Regions from separate parts of the Homo sapiens genome. Here region 1 is linked to region 2. A link is an interaction called in ENCODE POLR2A ChIA-PET data of the cell type or tissue named here. Cell type or tissue: PC-9. All regions are shown on one strand. Links, peaks and the distances in the headings refer to the core of each region. The heading gives the core; the rest is flanking DNA.

What was found. ChIA-PET counts read pairs that join two places held together with the same protein. Peaks named below come from ENCODE experiments on the same cell type or tissue, not always from the same donor. Only the 100,000 strongest peaks of a DNase experiment are listed, where the experiment ranks them.
Region 1: POLR2A ChIA-PET joins it to region 2 with 11 read pairs; 2 of 35 experiments call an interaction of 5 or more read pairs at or near these places.

Annotation. Positions count from the first base shown.
Region 1 is chr1:94,249,132-94,252,049 of GRCh38, forward strand. It overlaps ARHGAP29-AS1 (ARHGAP29 antisense RNA 1), which reads left to right. Exons shown (of 4, transcript XR_002958338.2): 2 at 282-388. It also overlaps a transcript of ARHGAP29 not described here. Among named protein-coding and RNA genes, the nearest start is that of ARHGAP29-AS1, 2.7 kb to the left of the region's middle. In PC-9, for the core only: no CTCF peak of the experiment used is centred there; DNase peaks (open chromatin) are centred at 681, 1,440 and 1,997; H3K4me3 peaks cover 1,102 bases; H3K27ac peaks cover 2,500 bases.
Region 2 is chr1:93,809,487-93,812,404 of GRCh38, forward strand. It overlaps a transcript of BCAR3 not described here. Among named protein-coding and RNA genes, the nearest start is that of MIR760, 36 kb to the right of the region's middle. In PC-9, for the core only: no CTCF peak of the experiment used is centred there; no DNase peak of the experiment used is centred there; H3K27ac peaks cover 292 bases.

The sequences.
Region 1 (2,918 bases), core at 328-2,827, 440 kb after region 2:
CAAATCCTCTAACACTGACTCAGCATGTGCCCTGAATCATCTTATAAGCCAACTAGGTTTTTTACCTATAAATGTTTCTTCACTAAAGTGGCTCATGATCATGGTTTTGGAGGACGAGGACTAACAGACACACAAACAAGAAATCAAAGGCATAACTGGATAGTGCATTAATAATGAAGCATGTATGACAGATGATGTGGTATTGTTATTTTATAATTACAGTATATATTAACACATATCCACTCTGCTTATTGAAATATTTTTCATTCCTTCCATGATAGAGAATCCTGCCTCTGCTCTGAAGCCTTTCTGTTCGCTCCAGTGAAAATTAGTCATCCACCGGGCGCGGTGGCTCACGCCTGCAATCCCAGCACTTTGGGAGGCCGAGGTGGGTGGATCACTTGAGGTCGGGAGTTCAAGACCAGCCTAACCAGCATGGAGAAACCCCATCTCTAGTAAAAATACAAAAAATTAGCCAGGTGTGGTGGCGCATGCCTGTAGTCCCAGCTCTTGGGAGGCGGAGGCAAGAGAATCGCTTGAACCCAGGAGGCAGAGGTTGTGGTGAGCTGAGATTGTGCCATTGCACTCTAGCCTGGTCAACAAGAGTGAAACTCCATCTCAAAAAAAAAAAAAGAAAGAAAATTAGTCATCCTATTTGACATCATATTGTACATAGGATACTATTCTTGTGGCACTTATGGTTTTGGTGCCATGGTTTTTGGCAGTGTTTATGCTAATTAGATTGAAAGTTCCACAGTACTACATTAGTTAGGTCTGTATCTAATACAGAATGGGCCCCCACTAAGAATTTTCTGGAGGGATGTTGAGGGCATGAATGGTAGGCCCAGCAGTAAAAATTCTTCCAGTGTGATTTTTTTTTTAAATCACAAACTGCACTCAACTTGGTTGTATCTAGTAGAACCAAATATGATGGTCACAAAAACCTCATGTCTAAAGCAAAGCCTATCCCAGATATCCTGTTCCCTGAGGTGAAGGGACTGATCACAAGTGTGCATGTTCCATGTGGGTGGTGGAGGTGGGAGCCCAGCCCCACAGGGGAGCAGAGTGGACAGGTGCTCTTCCCCTCTGCCACACTTCAACAGCAGTCTGTTTAGGAGGGACCCACATTGTCCATCATGTCTGTTGTATTTTTATTGATTCCACAAATATTCACTGAATACCTCTAATGTGCCAGACATTGTTCTGAGCACAGGGGATATATCAGGGAATTTTAAATCCACCCTTAGATTCTCCTCAACCATGATGAATAATGCCTGGGAGAGGGGAAGAAGTAATGGAAGCCTGCACGGGTGGCCCCAAGGCAGGCAGTCCTTGGACTCCCTGGACTGCGGCTGTCCTTGACCTCACTGCTGGGGCATGTAAAAGGAACGACTCAGAGTCTAACAGGCCACAGTGAGTACAAAGCCTCCAGATTCCAAGGTGGACAAAACTCACCAAGCAGGTTATTAATCTTGATTCCATGATGGGTGTAATTGAGAAACAAGGAATCAATTCAGACCTCATGCTGGAAATGAATGTGAAAGACATTACCAACATCCAAGAATTCTGTGCTGTCATAAGGACAGGAAACTAAGATTGACAAAAATAAAGAAATATTTGAGTATATAGATGAAGATATCATACTCATGTTACGTCCAAATTAAGTTACTACATTTCGAACTCCAATTTTTAATGTGTTTTAAACTTTCTTATAAGATTTTGATGATATAAACCTCTGTGCTTGAGCCATCACATACCATAACCCTACCTGATGTCTTAGTAATATGTATAAGGTAACTCCCCTAATAATTAATGATCAGTGCCAAAAATAATATTAGCCTTAAAAATGCAATTATTGATACTACTGTGAATAAAAAGATTATGGTGGTAGTAATAATAACTAGCCATTTATACTTTACTCCGTGCTAGTAAACTATAAATGTCTAGTTATTGTGCTAGTGATACACTTTTAATTATACTTTACATTTCATAAATTATTCAGTCCTCACAATAACCTATGAAGTGCTATTATCATACCCATTTTTTTTTTTTTTTTTGAGAGGAAGTCTTGCTCTGTCACCCAGGCTGGAGTGCAGTGGCGCAATCTTGGCTTACTGCAAGCTCCACCTCCCGGGTTCACGCCATTCTCCTGCCTCAGCCTCCCAGTAGCTGGGACTATAGGTGCCCACCACCACGCCCGGCTAATTTATTGTATTTTTAATAGAGGCGGGGTTTCACCGTGTTAGCTAGGATGGTCTCGGCCCCCCAAAGTGCTGGGATTACAGGCGTGAGCCACCGTGCCTGGCCTATCATACCCATTTTATAAATGAAAAGCTGAGACACAGAAGAAGTTCAATGAAGAATTTCTGCTGGACTTCATGGAAATTGACATTAACATGAAGTTAAGTTTGACCATACTTCTCTTAGAAAAAGATATTAGGAAATGACTCCTCTTATTCTACCTCTGCGTCTCTGTCCTTCTTGCTCTTCCCCAGGTACCCCAAAGTCCCTTTTGCCTCAGGACTTTTGCCTTTGCTGTTTCCTCTGCCTGGAATTGGCTTTTCCCATACATCTACGTGACTTGTTCCTTGCTCCCTTTTCCTTGCTGCCTTCTGGTCTCTCCTCAAATGGTCCAGATTATTGACATGTTCCTTGACTCCTCCATAAAAACAGCATCCCCCTTTTTGATACTCCCTTTCTTCCTTACTCTGCTTTAATTTTTGCACTTATCCCTCTACTGACTTGATATAGATTTATTGGTTTATTTACAGATTTTTTAAATGTCCCCTTACTAGTATGGGTATGTTAAGTTCTATGAAAGAAGGGACTCTGCCTGCTTTGTTCACCACTGTGTTTCCAGCCCCTGGAAAAGTACTTGGAATTCATCAACGAATGAAAGATTTAAAGAAAATAACAAT
Region 2 (2,918 bases), core at 304-2,803:
GCTGGGCACGGTAGCTCATGCCTGTAATCCCAGCACTTTGGGAGGCCGAGGTGGGCGGATCACCTGGGGTTAGGAGTTTGAGACCACTCTGACCAACATGGCAAAACCCTATCTCTACTAAAAATACAAAAATTAGCTGGGCGTGGCTGTGGGTGCCTGTAATCCCAACCACTCGGGAGGCTGAGGCAGGAGAATTGCTTGAACCTGGGAGGCAGAGGTTGCAGCAAGCCTAGATAGCGCCTTTGCACTCCAGCCTGGGCGACAGAGCAAGACTTCGTCTCAAAAAGATAAAAAAAAAAAAAAAAAAAAATCATTGAAGACCCAATAAAGGTCTTTAACGAGGAATTCTCCCAAACATTTTTAAGATAAGCAGTTTATAAGACGGTGTAAAACCTGGTGGCATGCAGTTAGAAGGATATAAATGGAACTGCTGGCCCGATGCGGTGGCTCACGCCTGTAATCCCAGAACTTTGGGAGGTCAAGGCAGGTGGATCACCTGAGGTCAGGAGTTCGAGACCAGCCTGGCCAAGATAGCTCTACTAAAAAAAAATACAAAAATTAGCAGGCATGGTGGCATGTGCCTGTAATCCCAGCTACTCGGGAGGCTGAGGCAGGAGAATTGCTTGAACCCGTGAGGCGGAGGTTGCAGTGAGCCGAGATCATGCCACTTTACTCCAGCCTGGGTGACAGAGCAAGACTCCATCTCAAAAAAAAAAAAAAAAGAAATTGCTGTTAGAAGTTATCTCCAGGTCTTTGGTTAACAGATTATTTCACTTTCTTCTTTATAGTTTATAAATATACGCATCTTCCATAGCAATTACTATTTTATTGTTACCACACACACACAAAAAGACTTTTTTGACAACTAGCCCTTAAGTTTTCCCTTAGCACAGGGAAAGCATCTCCCAGGGTGAATACTAAACGTGGTTATGACTGATGAAATATTCACCTCTTCCCATCCATCTCTCAAAGTCTCAGACAGGAAACTGGCCCACATCAGCACACTCTGATGCCAGGTCAGGAACCCTAGGACACTTTCATGGCTTCAAAAATGTTCATGAAAACCACATGTCCCTGCAGCATCATCCTTCTCCATGCATGCCAAGGCCCACTGTCAGCAGCCTTTCACAATCCTACACAAGTTCCAGGACCCTCTACAGACACCAGGCGAACTAAGGTGTCACCCGTGCCCAGATAGTACTGGCTAGGGAGTTAATCAGTACTGTGCAAATACTGTCCAAAGCTCTCTGGTCATTCAAATCAACTCATTTCTGACTAGTGGAATTGAGTGGGCATTTAACTCTAATATACTCCCATTAGGCTAAAGATATGTAGAACAGAGCAGTACACTAGTGCTAAAATTCATTTACATTCATTTGGTTCATTGGTTCATCTTACAGATGAGAAACCAAGACCCAGAGAGGTGAAGTCATTTGTCCAAGGTCAAAACTCAAATCTGATTCCCAGGCCAGTGTCTTTTGTCTCTACCAGAATTTTTGAAGGAAGATAATTAGGGTGTCTCAGGCTCTTTGGGTTACAGGTAACAGAATCCCAATTTTAAGCCAAAAGAAAAAATTATCAGAAAAAAAGAAAGACTAGAATCCAAGGGCAGGAAGTACAGCTCGTGAGGGACCAAAGCACAGCCGTGAAAGCTGATGGGGACACAATCAGCTTCTCTCCCTTTGCCTTCTTCTCTGCAGCAGACTGGCCAGTGCGGCTTCCAGATCTACCCTGAAGGTGTGGGACATCCCTCAGACGTGAGAGGATAGTTTCTATGGGACAGATACAGGGTCTGGGGCAGCATAAACCTAAGTGGAGAGGGGTGAATGCTGTAGCAGGGAAGAAAGGGAGGGTTGTGAAGTCTGACTGATATGGAATGCCTTCTAGGCTTTGCATGGAGCTGTGTATACTATTAGTATTGTCCTTGCTTTCAAAGACAGAGGGTGAGGCTCAAAGCAGTTAAGCACACAGCTGCTAAGTATCAGAGACAGAGATAAGTGCAAACACCGGGTCTCTTTCCTCTTAGTTTTAAGACTCTTCCCTTTCCTTTATGCTTCTCTATTATGTAAAATAATCCTCCTGGCTTTGGGGCTTTGGAACAAATCCAACCTATCCGCCATTTTCCATTCTTTGGAAAGAACTGTTGTTAACTGATGCTCCAATGCTTGGGGCCCAAAGTCACCTGGCCTGTGAGCTTCTTCCACAGGTAATCCTGGCTTTCTGGGTTCAGAAACCAATGCTGAAAAGAAACTTACTCACTACTTATGCAGTGGCTCCAACCATTTCCTGTCATTTGTTCTACATTCTGGAGTGTGCTAGAAACAGCTTGTACTGGCTCCCAAGAGCCAACTGACATATTTTTGGAATTTTACAAGCTAGTTGACATCATGTTGTTAGCTTGAAATCGGCCATTATGAGAGAATTTTATAGCTCGGAAACTGACATTCGCTACAAATCAGGGCTCTCCTGACTCCCAGCCTGTTGGTAAACGTTTCCCAGCACATCATTGTCTCCATCTGCCCACTTGCTGCTTAGGAGACTTTTGAAGATGTTCATATGAAAGCTCGTGCTTAATTTTTAGTAATAAATGTCCTGTAAATACATTTAATGGATTGATTTTTTTAAAAAACATCTTTGAAGACTTGAATGCTTCATATCAATTTTGGTGGTAACTCAAGGCCAAAAGTCTAATAGAACAAATGGATTCTTTGTGTAATTCTACTTCCCACTTAGCTAGAATGCTTAAACTCCCTTATTTTCCACGCACCCTTACCATCCCCTTTCCCCAGGCCCTTCCGTCCCAGGAAGCCCACCGCTGGGACCTCCTGTCTAGTTTTCCTACCTCAAGTCTCCCCCTCTCCTATCTGCCCTTCATACCTCTTCATACCTCTATCAGGTCAATCTTTTGAAAGCCCTCT